Linked DNA regions of Mus musculus: region 2 is linked to region 1. A link is a loop called in an ENCODE intact Hi-C map of the cell type or tissue named here. Cell type or tissue: heart. All regions are shown on one strand. Each heading gives the region's core, and the rest is flanking DNA. Links, peaks and the distances in the headings are about the cores only.

The links. A loop is a pair of places that touch in the nucleus more often than their neighbours do. Peaks named below come from ENCODE experiments on the same cell type or tissue, not always from the same donor. Only the 100,000 strongest peaks of a DNase experiment are listed, where the experiment ranks them.
Region 2: a loop joins it to region 1, with 5 times the contacts of the local background. A loop is called at or near these places in 5 of 42 quality-filtered maps.

What each region holds. Positions count from the first base shown.
Region 1 is chr13:4,607,125-4,616,331 of GRCm38, forward strand. It overlaps Akr1e1 (aldo-keto reductase family 1, member E1), which reads right to left and starts at 2,040. Exons shown (of 10, transcript NM_018859.2): 1 at 1,961-2,040; 2 at 267-434. The coding sequence starts at 1,999. It also overlaps the pseudogene Rpl29-ps2. In heart, for the core only: CTCF peaks have their summits at 1,617 and 3,997 (motif pointing left); a DNase peak (open chromatin) is centred at 2,087; H3K4me3 peaks cover 1,211 bases; H3K27ac peaks cover 789 bases.
Region 2 is chr13:4,184,090-4,193,296 of GRCm38, forward strand. It overlaps Akr1c13 (aldo-keto reductase family 1, member C13), which reads left to right and starts at 7,098. Exons shown (of 9, transcript NM_013778.2): 1 at 7,098-7,221. The coding sequence starts at 7,138. In heart, for the core only: CTCF peaks have their summits at 2,738 (motif pointing left) and 4,261 (motif pointing right); a DNase peak (open chromatin) is centred at 7,052.

The DNA of each region.
Region 1 (9,207 bases), core at 787-8,786:
GACACAAAGGTGGTGTCACTCAACCAAGATTTCATTCATGAAAGTATTGTTGATTGGTGGTATGTCTCTGCATGGCCACCTGAATGGCCAAATAATAAAACAAAGATGTAAGCAAACAAAACATAACCTCACATGTTCACAAAGCTAGAGGAGAATCAACTACATCCCCAAAGCACCAATTCCCATAAGGAAACTGACCAAATCCTCTAGGCTAGATGGTTCCAGCTCTGCCAGGAGCTTTGCCTGCGGAAGTGGAGAAGCCTTACCTTACTGACTACAAAGAGATCCTCTCTCTTCACCACGCCCTCCTTGATCTTCTCACTGATTCCCATTCCCACCTCGCTCTCATTGTGGTATAAGTAAGCACAATCGAAGTGCCGGTAGCCCAGGTTGATAGCCAACTTAACTGCATCAGTCACTTCTCCTGGGGAGGCCTGGAATATAACCAAACACAAGGAAAGTTTCTTCTGTCAGGGGAACCCAATCCCCTTTCTCCCCCGTCATGTGGGAAAGTATAGCCAAGCAATACATAAATACTCAAATCAGTAAAGCAGTATGAACATCAGCCAGACCAAAAGGTAGAGAATGGAACGTCATAGTCAGAATATGATTAATATTCTGTTCTGCTATCTTTACTCATTCTGGAAACAGGGTGCTTTTCAGCTCTTGCTGTGTTGTGCTTCCCGATTACAGAAGGGCTAAGAACAGCTGGGGCAGGAAGCGGTCTGATATTTAGCACCCAGGGATGCATGAATCAACTGTAAACATAAAACAAGTATCACACACATGGACTCACTCAATATCTGTAGGGTACACACAGGAAAAGCTTAGTGAGACACAGACATTTCCATCAAATATGAAAAGTGTAGCTCAAGGTAGCTTTGAATTTGATCTCTTCCTTGCTTTGTCCTAAATGACTTGGTTATTGGATCAAGGGGATATACATATCTAGCATAGCGACATTATTTAAGATCATCAGTCAGTGTCACATTTGCTATGGTTTTCCATTGCCTTCACATATTTTGAAAGTCATATTCCTGTGTCTTCAGGAGATAGAATTAAATGCTTCAATTGTGTTGGGAGGGTGATTCCCCCCCCCCCACACACACAGTTTTATTTATTTATTATTTTATTGACATTTCTTTCATCTCACATCTCAGCATTCACTATGTGGTACCAAAGAACACTCAAATCACCAAATTGCCAAAATAATAATAATAATAATAATAATCCCATCCTTTTTACAAAAAATTCTGGAGAAACATTTATTTGAAAACCTTCCTATAAACAGAATTTTTAAATTTACTTTTTTATCAAAAACAAAACAAAACAAAACCCCCAAACCATAAAAAGAAACAAATTTTGATCATGCCTCCCCCTCCCCCACAACTTGTCCCAGAGTCAGACAGGCCTATTCAACTATTCAACTTCACGTTCATTATGCCCTACATTCAAAATCAACTGAGCAAGCAGTGTAACTACTCGCAAATATCTCTAATGTCGCTAGTGGACTCCAGAAGTAGACATTACACTTACATCGGTGCAATTATTTAATTATTTTTATTTGGTTTGTTTTAGCATGCAAAGTAGCACGCTTCCTTGTGGCCATTTGACACACACTCGGTTTTGCTGTGCCAAGATGAGTGCCACTAGGCATAAATGATTTTTCGGAGGCTGGGGGTCCGTGATTAGCTCACACAAGGCTAGGTTAACAGCACACTGCTTTATTTAAAGTTAGTCTAACAGCTTTGAATCCTCGCAGGGAGCAGGGTGTTTTAGGATCACAGGAGAGAGAGTCCAACTTCTCCTCTAATCCGTCTGGGGGAAAACCTTAATCAGAGCCCGGGTCTGGAAGGAATCACCCTAGGCAAAAGAAATCCCGTGCCCCTGGCTGTTTTTGAGCATGTACTCATCAGGCTCCGGGACCCTTAGCCCCACCCACACCGGAGTGTGTCCTCACCTTCCAGGTGCCCAAGCCCACTGTAGGGATGTTTTCCATGGTTCCCCTTTGCTCAAAGGCTCAGCCTCTTCCTGCACTTTAGCGGCCAGAGAGCGTTCCAGGGACCTCAGGAAATGCCGTGATAGGCTGGAGTTCTGGCAGTTTAATTGGCTGATGGAGAGGTCGCTTGGTGCTCTGATTGGCTGAGAGCATAGTCCATCTTTCAGGGGACCTAAGCAATTGGGTTTGGTTGTGCTTTATCTCTGTCCTAAATCCTCTATGATCCTAAGAATTCCGTCTCCGAGCAACCTGCCTAAAGCCCAGATCCAGTGCTCTGTCCTTCTTGCAAACAGGCTGTGGTTCAGGATATTTCCTGGACATCAGATGTTTTAGATTGATGATCGTTTCTAGTATCCTGGAAAAAACAGGTTTGACTATATCAGCTGTCTTGAACCTTGCAATGATGATGAGTGCTACTTTGAGGTGATTGCCATTTTAGTAATAGAGGAAATATAATCTGAATATCATTTTTAAGGTGTGTCTTATGGAATTAAAAAAATCAAGATTAAAAATTAAACATCTCTGGAAGATTATTCACTGTAATAAGAACTAATAATAAGGGAGGTCATTTAAAGAGAGCAAATAGTATATAGGCAGATTTTGAGGGAGGAAAAGGAAGAGAGAAATGTAATTATAATTGCAAACAAAACAAAACAAAACAAAAACAAAAACCCAAGGGTCTTCCCACAAGATAATCCCTCAAAGGAATGCCTACAAGACTGTCTCCCAGGTGATTTTTAGGTCTTATTCAGTTGGCAATAATCCTAAAATCACAAGCTGAAACATCTAGAAGGAACCAGAAAACCAGCCCATAAACGCAAAGGTAAATAGCTATTTCGAAAATATTAGCATTACTAAGATGATTAGAAAAATTGAAGATTTGCGTGTTACAGTGCTTAGAATTTTGTATCCTTCACTATGTTTGTTAATAACTTATTAAAAACTTAGCAGAATTCAACAATTTTACAATTTCAACCCAAAGTTTTGTTTTGTTATTTTAATTTCTCTGTTGCCATATTACACATCTGTTCATTTGTTTGAGTTTTTCAAGTGCTCATGGCAGATGCACTGTGGATGTGGAAAACTCTACATCTTCTCCAGTTCTCTTTTTTTATTTATATTTTGTAAAAATGGCAAAGTTAAGCCATTAACGGTCAGACAACTATTTGTAGCTTTCGATCTTTATGCAGATTAACATGGAAGTATCCATTTGCAAGAGGATGTGTTTTCAGATGTTCAATATTATTAGTACTCTCTCTCTCTGATAAGCTTTTATTACTCATAGCGACACTTACACTTTCAGTTCATAAATCTATAGAAATATTGTCCTATCTTTAAATGATTTCTATCATTTCATAAAAGGGTAGTTTGATCTAGGGATGCCTTCTTTTTTAATGGTCATTTCAGATTTCTTAGGTAGTAATTTAGCAGAAACCAATGTTACAGATGTAAATACTTGAAAAACATACAAGCATGCTTTACAAGAAATTATTGAAACCTCAAAATTTGATGAGGTAGTTTATTTTAACACACAGAAAACTTTTGCCAGGTTCTCATGGCAGGCAGAGACAAATATATACACTAACATATACATAATGAACATATACACATGCATATGTATATGTGAATGCAAATACATCTGCTCAATTATCCATTCAATAAACAGCATATTCTGGTCAGTACAAGCAACTTAACAAGGGTAAACCGGAAATATTTGGATGCCATTAGGTTAATTTTGCATATGTATTTAATAAATGTCATTTTAGAAAACACATTTTATTCTTATATATAGGTAATTGTGAGAAAAATCAACAAATTTAAAGGGCAAGCTGGTAACTACACAGGAGACACTTCACCTAAACTTTGGAACTATTTTGCAATAATTCTTCATAATTAAGAAATACAATTGAAGACACACTAATAAGTTGTATGAAAAAACAAAATCATAAGACACATGAACTTTATAAGTTGATTCTTCCTGCCCTCTGGTGGTTGTTTCTCAAAATACAGATGTGTATGTAGGAATATATGTAGGGTGTGTATAAAACATATATAAATGATATATAATATATAAATGTATATCTAGAAATACATATATTTAGACATGTATTTATGAACACATATATGTCTATACATATGTGTATATGTGTGTTTAATTGAAATGCCATACTACCTCACACAGAGTATAACATTTCTCCCAGTTGCTAAATAAAAAGCTCAGTGACAGGTGTACCATACCTTACCTTAAGCTGTTGTTTTGGAGGTTGCAGAGACCTCTAAAATATTGCAGGTCATTGACGGTGATCTTGGATGTGGACCAGAAGAATTTGATGATATAATTCTAGTATTAAAGACATCATATATTCTGTTCATAGGAAACAGAGAAATAAAGTTGGTATTGACTAGGGAACTTCTCTGCTATCCAGATTGCATGCTGTGTGGGCTGCTGTAGGAGAAAAGTCATCAATAGGTTTTCTATCAGAAAACATTGGAGGCAAAATGATATGCTGCATGGCAAGATATGCTTGTAGACATGCATAAATGTTTTGGGCAGGTAATCAGTTCATTCTGACTAGATATGAGGACCATTCCACAGAGAAAAATGCATGCCTAGCACAATAATCATGGACAAGAATTCATGGTTGCAGAATGAACAAGCCCGGGATTAATCTACTAATATCAGCTTTCTAAATAACATTAGACTATTGTCTGAATGGTTAATCTATATAACTTTGAATGGTGCACCTCTTAGATTTTATCAGAGAGATGTCTTTGTTCTGTAGAGGGAAATCAATACAGAAACATACAATCGGTCAATGCATAGAGAACACCTCATGTTTGTGAGGTGTTCATCCACAGATGAGACAGCTATATCACAAACCTCCTCACAAGATTCAGAGGTCCCTTTAGGAGAGGTGGGTCAAAGAGTGGTAAGTTGGAGAGAACTGAAGCCAAACAATGGTTTTTTTGCACATGATATTAGCATGAGTTTGCAGCAGCAGTGGTTGCCTGCAAAAAACCTAAGCAAGAGCAAGACAATAAAAGACTCAGTGTGTAAAGCATGAGAGTCTTGAGTGCCCCACCCCTAGCTGATGAGCTATTGATAAGCAGATGACTGCTTCTAGAGGAAGGGTAGTTGGTTCTCGTTAAGTTTATAATTTCTGGTAAGTCAACCATACTCAAGTGGATGCCCCCACAGCTGTGAGTCTGTGGACATATGGACAGAGCACATTGGATTGGTGAGAGACGGGAGTAGGGGTCAGGTGGGAGTTTGGCAGGTGTGGGGAGTGGATCCAGAAGAAGTTACAGAGTGAAATTCTGGGTGAAACAATCAAAATACTTTGTATAGATGTGTGAAATTCTCAAGAAATTAATACAAATAAAATAACAACTGCATACACAGAAATCTATTATTAGAGAAAAAATGACTCCATCACAATGGACAACATTGACTGTATATAACTGAAGCAGGATACACATTATTTCATTATCTCATTAGCACATTCACTAAAGGGATAATATTCTGGACCAAATATATACATAAATGGGCTTTAGTGTATAAAATACCATATCATTTGGACTTTGAGTTACAAGTTGTTTCTCCACCTCTGAGAGGACAGAAACCAGAAGGGACAAACCTACAGCAAATGGTGGCAATTATAAGAAAGTAGGCTAAATGTTGTGAGAGAATGAGTAGGAGACGGGGAGGTGTTATGAGATATGGAAAAAGAATAGCCAACAGGGTATAATGTGTTGTAATAGTGTGGGCTGTAGGAGGCACCCACTTCTGATATCTGCATTAGACAGTTGAATGGATGAAGATTCAATCTGTCAACAATAAAAGGGTAAGACAAATGCTAGGAAAGGATTGAGGGTATTTGAGACCTGTGGCATTGTACTTAGTTTAGTTTTTGTATTGATTTTCCAAAAGAGCATTGTTTAGATCAAAGATGAAACACTTTCTAGAAAAAGAAAGAACTTAGCATCAAAATTTTCTATGTGATAAGTGTCCCAAGTTATGAGTAAAGAGTTGAAAAGACAAAACAGCTTGATAGGCATACATAAAACTTCTGTTTCTTAGTCTCATAGTTAGCCCCCTCTCCAACCCACATACACAGAGAGAGGGGAGATAAGGAATTGGAGAAGAGGGGAGGGATGGAGCAAGAGGGATGGGAGCAGGAGAGGGAAAGAGAAAATGGGAGAAAGAAAAGCAAGGAGAAAAGGAAGAAAAGACTTTGAGTTGACCAAGACTTAAAGTTAGCACACAACTTAAACATGGAAAATCCATGACACCTATATTAGTTAATTTCCTGTTTCTGAATAAACACCTCAAGAAATGTAATTTAAGAAAGAATAAGTGTATATTGGATTAAGATTCCAGAGTGAAGTGTTCATCAATGGAGGGTAAAGCCTGGCAGCAGGCTGCATGAGCAAGAAGGTGGCTGATGAAATTTATTCACACATAGAAAGAAGAGAGTGGGAGTGAAGGAGGAGGAGGAGGAGGAGGAGAGAAGGAGGAGGAGGAGGAGGAGGAGGAGGAGGAGGAGGAGAAGAAGAAGAAGAAGAAGAAGAAGAAGAAGAAGAAGAAGAAGAAGAAGAAGAAGAAGAAGAAGAAGAAGAAGAAGAAGAAGAAGAAAGAGAGAGAAAGAGAGAGAGAGAGAGAGAGAGAGAGAGAGAGAGAGAGAGAGAGAAACAGAGACAGAGACAGAGACAGAGACAGAGACAGAGAGAGCAATCAACTAGGGAGACTCAGATATTGGGACTAATTGTGAAGGGTGTGGCTAAAGGTGTTGACATAATGTCCTCTATAGATAATCTCAAGTTTATCTGAAATATCTAAAGCTTAGGGTGAGAGGAATATGTCTCATGACATCAAGATACTTGCCTAGAGAAAGGGAAAGTAGGTCAAATCAAGTTCACTGCTATGTCCAAAGTATGTATTACCTATATGTCAAAATTACAAAGGCACTTTGTAAAGAAGTAGCCATTGAAAAACAAAAAACCTTTTTCTCTTCCGGTCCCAGGCACTTCGGGAGCCGCGGGTTACTGTGCAGACATGGCCAAGTCCAAGAACCACACCACACACAACCAGTCCCGCAAATGGCACAGAAATGGCATCAAGAAACCCCGGTCGCAAAGATACGAATCTCTTAAGGGGGTTGACCCCAAGTACCTGAGGAACATGCACTTTGCCAAGACGCACAACAAGAAAGGCCTGAAGAAGATGCAGGCCAACAATGCAAAGGCAGTGAGTGCGCGCGCAGAGGCCATCAAGGCCCTGGTGAAGCCTCAGGCCATCAAGCCCAAGATGCCAAAAGGCCCCAAACTCAAGCGGCTGGCTTTCATCGCTCACCCTAAGCTTGGGAAGCGGATTCAAAGCTACATGGCCAAGGGTCAGAGGCTCTGCCAACCGAATCCTAAGGTTCAAATCAAGGCAGGGGCCAAAGCTCCAGCTAAGGCCCAGGCTTCAGCTCCAGCCCAGGCTCCCAAAGGTGCTCAGGCCCCCAAAGGTACACAGGCCCCTGTGAAGGCCCCATAGAAAAGGCTCCTGCCTGTGTGAAGACAGACAGACTGCTGTGACACACCTCCCCACACACTATTTGCAGATGACCAGGGTCCTATGTTGTTCTTACAAACAAACTCAGGCAAGATCTGTTAAAAAAAAAAAAAGAAAGTACCCAAGGAGCTAAAAGAGATCTGCAACCCTGTAGGTGCAACAACATTATGAACTAACCAGTACCCTGGAGCTCTTGACTCTAGCTGCATTATGTATCAAAAGATGGCCTGGTCGGCCATCACTGGAAAGAGAGGCCCATTGGACATGCAAACTGTATATGCCCCAGTACAGGGGAACGCCAGGGCCAAAAATATGGGAATGGGTGGGGAGGGAAGTGGGGGGGAGGGTATGGGGGACTTTTGGGATAGCATTGGAAATGTAATTGAGGAAAATATGTAATAAAAAAATATATATATAAAGAAAAACAAAGAAAGAAAAACAAAAAAGCAAAAAAGCAACCCAAAGCTGTAACCTACTTGTAAACTGTAAGGCTTGTAAGGTAGTAATCTTAACCCTTCCAAAATCAATTTAGAGAAGCAATAAATTTTGAATAGAATTACAAAATAATGTCTGTAATAATAGATTTTCTGTAAATAAAAGAAAAAGTGCTATCCACATGGAGAAGAGAGGGAAATGGAGGTGTCAGTCCTGAAATTGTACATATGAGTAAAAATACGGATGCCCAGTGAGTTATAGTTAGGGATTCCATTCTACTTACATACCTGTAACACTAATTTAAAAGGGCCAAGAATTTGAAAGAGTGAAAGCAAAGCATTTGAGTGGTTTTGGAGGGATACGAGAAGGGAAAACTTGTAATTATAACCTCAGAAGTAAGAGAAATAAGTTTTAAAAAGAGTATGAAGCTATAAACGTTAAACGTGTTGTATTAGCAAAAAGACAGAAACACAAGTCAGTGAAGGAGAAGGAGAAGCCAGATACAGACTTCTTAAACAACGCCAGGTGGATATCTGTAAAGGTTTATAAAGCGGATTCAACGGGGAAAGAAGAGTTGATTTATTCAGCAAGTATTGCTAAATAGATGCACACAAACAATATGAGCCATGGTCCATACCTTTCAACGTATATACAAGTTAAATGAATTATTGGTCTACATATTAAAACATAAAATTTGTAAGTGTAATCAAATAAGAAAACCTTCTCTGAATGTGAATTTAATAAAATTACTCCTAGATATAAGAGCGGAAAGTCCCAGCCACAAGAAAAGACAGAATAGAATTAGTTTTAAGGAAGGACTTCGGCATTTGAAACTTGATGTTACATAAGAAAACATAAAATCAAGCCATATAGTATGGGCTATATCAGCAAAACATGAGCTTAATAAATAATTACCAGTAAGAAAACAAACAGTGAAAATTTCATAATGAAATTTCATAATATGCCAAAAATTGAGCAAGAGATTTGAGCACACATTTCAGCAAATAAGCTCACGAAGAAGTGCTGAATGTCTTCAGTTCTTTGGGAAATTCACATTAAATAACAATGAGATACTATTTTACATCTACTAGGCTGGTCAACAATAAGTGATTGTCCATAAGTGAGGTTTGCTGAGCAAACATAATTACCATCTATTGCAGCTAGGCATGCAAATAGCAGTCATTTTAGAAAGAAAACTGTCTATAGCAGCTTTATT
Region 2 (9,207 bases), core at 662-8,661, 420 kb before region 1:
TATGCTTAGTCTCTTAAGTTTCCCCCATTTCAGCACAAATAATCTATTTGTGTGCTGTAGATGGTGTTTTTAATTGCTAAAAAATCAAACCTTAATTTGCATATTAATAGTCAATGTTATATCTCAGAGCTCACAATTCTTAAGATTGTTCGTCCCTCAAATGCTATTAATTCTCAAATTTGCAATTGCTTATGTGTATACAACTCATAGAAAAAATGCTGTCCTTTTAAGAAGGTGGTTTTTAGACATTTATTAAATTGTTCTAAATTGGCTGGACATTTTAAAACAATGCCAAGATAAATTTATATCTCAAACAGTTTATAGGCCATCCATATAAAATAGATTAGATATATAACCTCGTTGTTTATATATTCATAACAGTTATGGTTTAAGATAATATTTTAGTATTCTTAAAAATTGTGCATGTATAATTCCTTTTAGTGTCCTCAGTTACTACTTGTTTCCACATAATAGTGTTAATTCTTGAGGACTTTTACTTAATAATTTGCTACAAATAAATGCTCTTATTCCTAGTTAATAAATGAATTATGCACATGTGACTCTTTATAACTTTTCAAGCTTTCTAGTTACAACCGCTCCTTAAGAAAAATGATTGAAAGTGCAATTAGTCACTGCCCCTTTACAGCCAAGTATTTAAAATGTTTTGCCAACAAGTTATTAATTCAAAAGATTAGATATTGTGAAACTTTAAAACTTTAACTTATTAAAAGACAAAAAAGAGAAAAATTGTATCCCCATACATACTATTTAGTGCATTCCCATGCACACTATTTAAATCATACCTTTATTTTCAAATTTTGAAATTTAAATGTCAAAGAATTTAATAAATGCTTTATAGTATCTTAAAAGGATCTACTTATTGGCTTATAAATTTATCCTAAACAGCTACATTATTAGGGAAGGGAAAAACAGGTTCTCTCCACAAAACGCTACAAAAGCATGAGTGGTTAATTCGTGTGACAAGCTGACAGGTAAGTTGACTCAGTGCCCTGATTGAAATGGCTAAAAAACTAAATAAGATTCATGTTTTAGATCCATCCTTTCTTTCCATTTTTCCAGTTTAGACTAGCTTCAAACCTTTTAACTTTGATGTACTTTTAAAAGTACATCGGAGACTGTATTCTGACTTAGTAAGATTAGTCATTTAATAGAGTCATAATGATTTTTCTCTTTTCTTCAGTGTGATCAGTCATTCTAATTCAATCTTAGACTGGTCTAATATTCGGTCCAATATTAGAGATTCCTATATTCTTAATTACTAAGCAAAGTTAATTCAAAGCACATCCCCCACTTCCAGAGAGTCTCTGGCCTTTTTACTATTCTAAAACCAGCCCAGAGACTGAGCTTGTGCCTTGCTAATTTGCAACTGAATAAAGTACCTGAACTTCCCCAAAAGAAGCTTTGTGATGTTACTCTTCACTGTCTAAGATTTTTGTCTTTCAAGCAGGTCAATCTACACCTTCAGCTGGACTGCAGTGGGCATGCATCCCAGCCCCCTAGAGCATACAGGAAGCAGCTACTATTTTCATTTCAGCACGCTTTGTGACTTTTAGTCTGAGTTGAGATTTAGGTTTACCAAGAGGGCTAGTAAGGCAGATATTTTAAATATTAAAAGAGATTGGTTTTATTCTGATAGACGGGCTTAGTTCCTTAGCTGGCCTCTGGTTTTCCACCCTTGCTGTTACTGCAAGGTCCCCTTAGTTCCTCAAGCTGTGAGAATAACAGAGATGAAGAGGAGGACTTCTGGCTCCTATTTTAGTCACAAATCGTGGTGTTACTAATGACACAATTCTTGTCTAGGCCTTGCTAAATCTGAGGTTGACAATTCTCTTTTAAGAGCTACACAGTACTCATAATTGTGCATACTGGTCTGTGATCATATGAATACAGTATGGGTACTGCTTGGGTGCAGAAAATTACTGCAGGGGAAGGTCCAGCTTGACCATTTCTGGGTTCCCTGTGAGATACACCCGATTGAGATGGAGGTTGGTTTCTAGTTTCAGTTACAACCAAGAATACCTTGCTAAGGCTCTGCCTCCCCTCCCCAAAAGATACCAAGAGCCACAGGTGTGAGTCGTGACAGCACCCACAGGAAAAGTCGGCTCAATTTCCCCCCTAAGCCAAGGTTAAAGCCCACTCATCTACGGATGAGAAAATCATTTGATCACCTCAGTTAAGCGTGGCCTTATTAAACTTAATTAATAGGGGGGAAGAGAGGTTGGAGACCATACTGTTGGAAGGGCAAGCCCTTCACTGCCTCCTATCCTAAAAAGCTAATTGGCCTTGTACTACAGAGCTGGACATCATCCCCTCCTTCCTGTTCCCCGTCTGTCATCCAAGAATGCAGAGAAGGATCCATGTGCTCTCCTTTAGTGTTATCTTATTATAGTACTTTTAAAAATCAAATTCTGATACAGTTAAGTCTTCACCAGAGTTCCAATGTCCTGGTATGACCGTGAAATTCAGTAGGAATTCAGCAAAGAAGTTACTAGGACAGAAAGGACAGTCTTATCCAAATAAGGGTTTACCATGAGAAAAGTTAGGGATTCCCACTGAGACAGGTTTCTTCATTGGACCCTAAGAATTCAGGCAAAATTATAGAGCATAAATAAATTTTTTGCCTAAGTCCAGTTTTGTTTAATATTATTTAAAGGGGGGAAATGTTACCTCCTTCCAGCCTAGCAAGGCTGGCTGTGACCATCTGCTGCATAAGCAGCGGCGCCACCTGCTGTGCTGCTCCTTTGATGTGCCACTACCTGCCTGAGGCCCAACCTGCCTGAGGCCTCTGTTCCAAGACTTTCTGGAGTTAGCACCAAACTGCGATTTACTATAAGGCTGACCTATCGACTTCAAAGGAACTTTGCTTGGCCAGGGATGGGCCTCCCCTTTTCTTTATAAAGCGTGTTTGCTGACATTAAAATGGAACCTTGAGCAGAGCCTTGTCTTGGTTCCATCCTTACCTCGTGCTGCCTAGCTCCTCTTCTCTTCCAGGTTTCCAAAATGCCTTTCCAGGCTAAAACCCAGACCTGTGATCTACTGGCCGGATACAACATCTATCTAATCTAATCTAATCTAATCTAATCTAATCTTATCTTATCTTATCCAATCTAATCTATTATCTATCAACTATCCATCTCTCATCTACCTATTATCTATCTATCTATCTATCTATCTATCTATCTATCTATCTATCTATCTATCTGTCTATCTATCTATCATCTATTCCTATTCATCTGCCCAAAGATATATCATGATACAATTAGTTCTCATATATGTGACAAGTGGAATAGCTTAAATTTCCATTAGCAGGGGAAGGTCTAAATGATATGTGTCATACATGTAAACAAATGCAACATTACTATGCAATCAACAGAATGCACTGCAGGCTCCTTTAGCCACATTAGTGGATTTCACAGATAGATATGCTATACAACAGAAGCTAGGAACAGATGAAATATAACTGATATTCTTTTATATTTCTTTAAAAATACTATAGTTTCTTTATTTTCATTAATTTATTTATTCACTTTACACCCTGATCACAACCTGCTCCCTTCTTCTACCAGTCTCCCCTCATAGAGGCCCTCCCCATATCCTTCCTTCCCTTCTCCCTTGAGAAAGTGGGAGTATCCTACCTTGGGTATCAACTCACCCTGTCACATAAAGTCACAGCAAGACTAAACACATCCTCTCCCAATGAGGTCAGACAAGGGGAACCAGATCCAAAGGCAGGCAACAGAGTTAGGATCAGCCCCCAGTCCAGCTGTTGGGAACCTGCATGAAGACCAAGCTGCACATCTGTTACATATGTGCTGGTGTCTAGGTCTGGACCAGGCTTGCTGTTTGGTTGGTGGTTCAGTCTCTGAGAGCCCCAAGTTAGTTGACTCTGTTGGTCTTCTTGTGGGGCTCTGATACCTTCTAGGTCCCTTAATCCTTCCCCCAACAAGACACCCTGAGCTCCAAGCTGGGTGGAGTCTCTCAGAGGACAGTTATGCTAGGCTTCTCTCTGCAAGTATAACAGAGTATCATGAATAGTTTCAAGGACTGGCTCTTGCTGGATTGGGTCTCAAGCTGGGTCTGTTACGGCTTGGCTGTTTCCTCAGTTTCTGCTCCATCTCTGTCCCTGAACTTCTTATAGGCACGATAAATTGTGGGTGGAAGGTTTTGTGGGTGAGTTTTTGTATTTTTATGGCATAGTTATTTTGCCTGCTTGTGCCTGTTAGCCACATGGATGTAGTTCTCATGAAGCCAGAAGAGGGCATCAGATCCCTGAATAACAGAATGTTGTCATCCAACAAGAAGTTTCTGGAAGCAAGTCTTGGTCCAATGGAAAAGGAGCTGATGCTCTTAAGAGCCAAGCAATCTCTCTGTCCTCTTTTATACTCCCTAGTAAAAAACCTTCTTCAGATTCCAAGTTGATAGACATCAATTCTAGAATATTAGAAAGCATACAGAAAAGTTATTAATCACAATAACTGTTTTTTGAAAACAATGAAAATTTATTAATTTCAACCTGACTTGTATGTAATGCACATGATATGGCCACATGACATTTAAAATTATCACGTAGTCTAGTCCCATATGTTTTGCTTTAGTGGAAATCTATGTATTTTAGGTTTAATGGAAAAAAAATATCTATCTCATCAATACTTTACTAAATTTATTCCCCTACTCTAAATCTCATAGTAACTTGATTATTTTCAATTTAGTCCTTTTATGAATGTTGAACAAGGACATAAGCTATTGATCTGCATTTTAACATATTATTTATAGTTCTAAAATCAGGGACTGGAGAAATGGTACAGTGGTTAAGAGTGGTTGCTATGAAGTCTTGGGAGCAGTGTTTGTATCCTAGCACCCATAGGATACACCTAGGACTCACATGAATGCTGGTCATTATACCCCCAAGTGATTAGACACATTCTTCTGGTACACCCAGCATATATACACAAGTACTTATTTGAAACAAATGTTGCAAACTGATCTAAGAAGTGAATGTTATAGTAGTTTTTAAGTCATGTTACATATTGCAGAAAACAAAAATCCAGTAACTGCCAGTTCTTTATCAACCACTAAGCACTATTCCATGCTGTCTCCTTTACTATATTTCAGGGTTACACTTGTGAAAATGATAATAGAAAAATACATGAAAAAATTTACAGTGAGTAATTTCAAAAAGAAGACACCAAACCCTACACTGTTGCTGCGGCCACTTGCTGACAGGAACCTGGTATGGCTGCTCCTTGGGAGGTCTGGCCTACAACTGACCAGTGCAGATGTAATGCTCGGAGCCAACCATCAGACAATTTAGGGACCCCGTGAGGAACCTGACAGAAGGACTGGAGGAGCAGGGGGGATTGCAACCCCATAGGAAAAACAACATAGGCTGGCTGGACTATCCAGTGTTCCCAGAGGCTAGACCACCAACCAAGGAATGTACAGGGAGGGATCTATGACTCCAGATACATATGTAGTAGAGGATGGACTTGCCTGACAGCAGTGGGAGGGGAGGACCTTGGTCTCAAGGAGGTTTGAAGGCCCAGCACAGGGAGTTGCTGAATCTGTAGGGTGGGAGAGGGTGGGTGGGAGAGCACCCTCATGGAGGCAAAGGGGGGGAGGAGAGGGTTGATGTGGGATGGGGGGTTTTGTGGAGGGGTAGCTGGGAAGTGAGATATCATTTGAGATGTAAATGAATGGAATGATTAATAAAAAATTTCAGTTTTAGTTGTTGATATCTTTGTTTTTAAAAAAATTCTGAGAAGACTAAATTCAGTTCATGAACTATTTTTCCATTAATTATTTATTCACTTTATATCCTGATCACTACCCACCTGCTCCCCCTTTTATACTGTCTCTACCCCTCCCATTCTCTTCTGAGAGGGTGGCGGTATCCTGGGTATCCCCCTACCTCTGGCACATCAAGTTTCTGCATTGCTAGATGTATTCTCTCCCAGGAGGCCAGACAAGGTAGCCCAGATAGGGAAACAGACTACACAGGCAACAGTTTTAAGGAACATTCCCGTTCCAGTTATTGGGACCCACATGAGACACAAGCTGTACTTCTACTATGTGTGTGTGTGTGTGTGTGTGTGTGTGTGTGTGTGTGCTAGGTTGAGTCTGAGTATGCTCTTTAGTTGATAGTTCAGTCTCTGAGAGCCCCCAAGTATCCAGTTTAGCTGACTCTCTTGGTCTTCTTATAGGGTTTCTACCCTCTTCAGGACTCTCAATCCTTCCCTCAACTCTTCCATAAGAGTCCCTGAGCTCCATCCAAAGTTTGGCTGTGGGCCTCTGCACCTGTTTTAGTCTGATGCTGGATGGAGCCTTTCAGAGGACAGTTATGCTAGCTTCCTTCCTGTCTGCAACCATAACATAACATCTTTCAGGGACTGATACTTGCCCATGGGATGGGAATCAAGTTGAGCTGGATATTCCTTGGCCATTCCCTCAGTTTCTGCTCCATCTTATCTTTGCATTTCTTGTAGACAGGGAAAATTTTGAGTCAAAGTTTTTTGGGTGGTTTGATGCCCCTATCACTTTAAGTGCTCAAGTGTGGCTTCTTTTTTCTTTATGTTTACAGGGCATGCAGTAACTCATGATTTTCAGTGATGCATGTTCAAGTAGAGGCTTCATAATGGCCAAATGAAAATAAGTATCTTCAGTATTATAATTGTTCAACCAATCTCTTCTTTAATAGTATTTAATATATGAGATAAAGAAGAGAAAAACCACAGTAAACACGTACTTTATCTTATATAGTACTTTATTTGAAATTTATCCTTTATATGAAAATGAGTGGCTTGCGTTCTTATTTGTGGAATACTGCTTTAAATTTCTGACTCCTCCCTTGTGTTGGTGTCCATTAGACAGACAATAGTAGTATTTAAAACAGTAGGCACACAACAGTACTGTTAACCATTAGCCAGACAGTAGCACTGATTAATCATTAGCTGGATAGCAGATAGTTAAACATTAGCCAGTGAGTAGGCATGGCTAACTGCCAGAAAGGGAGTGTCCCTTGTTAACCATTAGACAGGAAGTTGATAGACGATGTTTACCCACTTCCGCTTCAGGGCAACAGAATACTCAGGAAGTGCTTAGCCAGGGGAGTGAGAGACAATGAGCTCCAAACAGCACTGTGTCAAACTAAATGATGGCCACTTAATTCCTGCCCTGGGCTTTGGCACCTATAAACCCAAGGAGGTAAGAATACAGGATTGTCAGTATCTCAGGCTAGAGCTAATCCGTGTACAAGAGAACAGAAAGTTAGGTTTGCCCTGCATCAGGGTCTGATTGTGTATCCCCTGCTTGCTGATTGTTCTTGATAAATAGAGGTTACAGCAGCACTTGAAATTGGTGGCTGTGGTTGGGAGACCTAGCTATATTCATGCTTGCTTTTCTCTGAGGAAGACCCCTGTTCCTGGTGAATCAGTAGGGAGGCATGCTGAAGGGGAACAAAGGGGGGCAAACTCTAAAGACATTTTCTCCTGTGGTAGGTGTTAGTGCAGCATATAATGAAGCTATAGGGTACATGTCTCAGTAGCACTAGAACATTTACTATAACTCAGCAAGCGAATTCAGGGACAGGGAGAAAGTTTATCTTCCTTGTTATTTTTACTGTCTGACTGGGAATCTGGTCTTGGTAGGATTTGACTCTTTTTGTTTTTGTTTTTGTTTTTATTTTTATTTTTGTTTGTATTTCCCCTTGGATTTACTTTTCTGGCCTAGGCATGTCTGTGAATCTACTGTTCCCATTTGGGACCTTCCAGCTCTAAGAGTGAACTTGGCTGTGAGCTCCAGGCTTAAAGGGACAGACCCATGACCTAACAATTCTGGGCACTATGCTTTTCTTGTATCCATGCTTCAAAGATTGATAGAGGAGAAGAAAGTCACCAGATTGCCTATCAGCTTTCTTGGTTGCAGTGTGGGAGGGGAGTTCTCTTTATGTCCATAACCTACAACATAATTTTTCATTGCAAAAAGGCAAAATGCCGGAAATGAACATTCAGGGTGGCTTCCTGTATGTTCTCAAATCTGTGGGTTGGAACCCCAAACTCATTTTATGTCTGGGGATCACCACAGCATGAGGCAATGAATTAAAGTGTTGCAGCATTAGGAAGGTTGGGAACCAATGTCGGAGACTAAGGCATGAAACAAATATTTGCAAATACTTTGGTTTTGTTTCAGGGTAGCCATCAGCATCTCACAGTGGATGTTTACCAGAACTAAGTGAGATCTCCCATGTATAACTCTCAACTGTGGAAAACTTTCTGGAATTTTATAGTGAATCATTATGATGGGGAGAAAGAGGACCTAGTAAAGATAAATGTGAGTTATTGGTATTCATTAGTGTATTTTGGATTTAGAACATGGTTGTCCTCAGAACAAAAAACATCAAGTGGACTGTTTGCAAACCTGGAGGGACTTTCTTGTTTTCTATTCCTCCTGATACCTTTTAAATGTGTGGCAAAGGATCTCTTCCCTTGACTTCAAATGTGTCCATCTCCTTCCTGTTAGACTCCAGAGAAATCTGGAGATCTACACAGGATTTGTTACTTTTGCAAAGTTGCACAATATCAAGAATAGGTCAAGGCCACTACTGGAGCCTCAGCTTTGATAACTCACGGTGTCCTTACTCTTGGATAAGGCAGGGCTCGTTTCCAGATAAGGTGGTAGAAGCCAGAACTTAATCACTGTCTTTTATCGTGAAAAGATAACTGTAGAGATTCTTAGGACAATGAAAAAGCTACTCTCATTTACTTTTTCAACCCTTTGTAAGTATTGTATGATTGTATGTGTCTTTGTGTGTTGTGAACAATGTCTGAGGAAGTAAGAGGTCAAAGCTGCCCTCCAATGCTCATGCTTTATCTGTGTGAACCCAGTGTCTCACCGAGTCTGTTGTGCTCAGGGGTGAGCTGCAGGGCTCACCTTGATGCTTCCTCCTCATGCACTGAGTCTGCATGCCATACTCTGCTTTACAAGAGAGCTGGGTTCCAAACTAAGATACCAAAGTTGTCTGCAAGGGTGTTACTGAGTGAGACATCTCCCCAGCCCACACCCTAAACCTTTAACAAAACCCCAGTCATATCATTATTCAAATCTGGCAGCCAAGGCAATAATTTTAGGTTTAATTCTAGCCATGTCTTTTTAAAACAAATAATCTTGGATTGAAGAGGCTGATACCGAAAT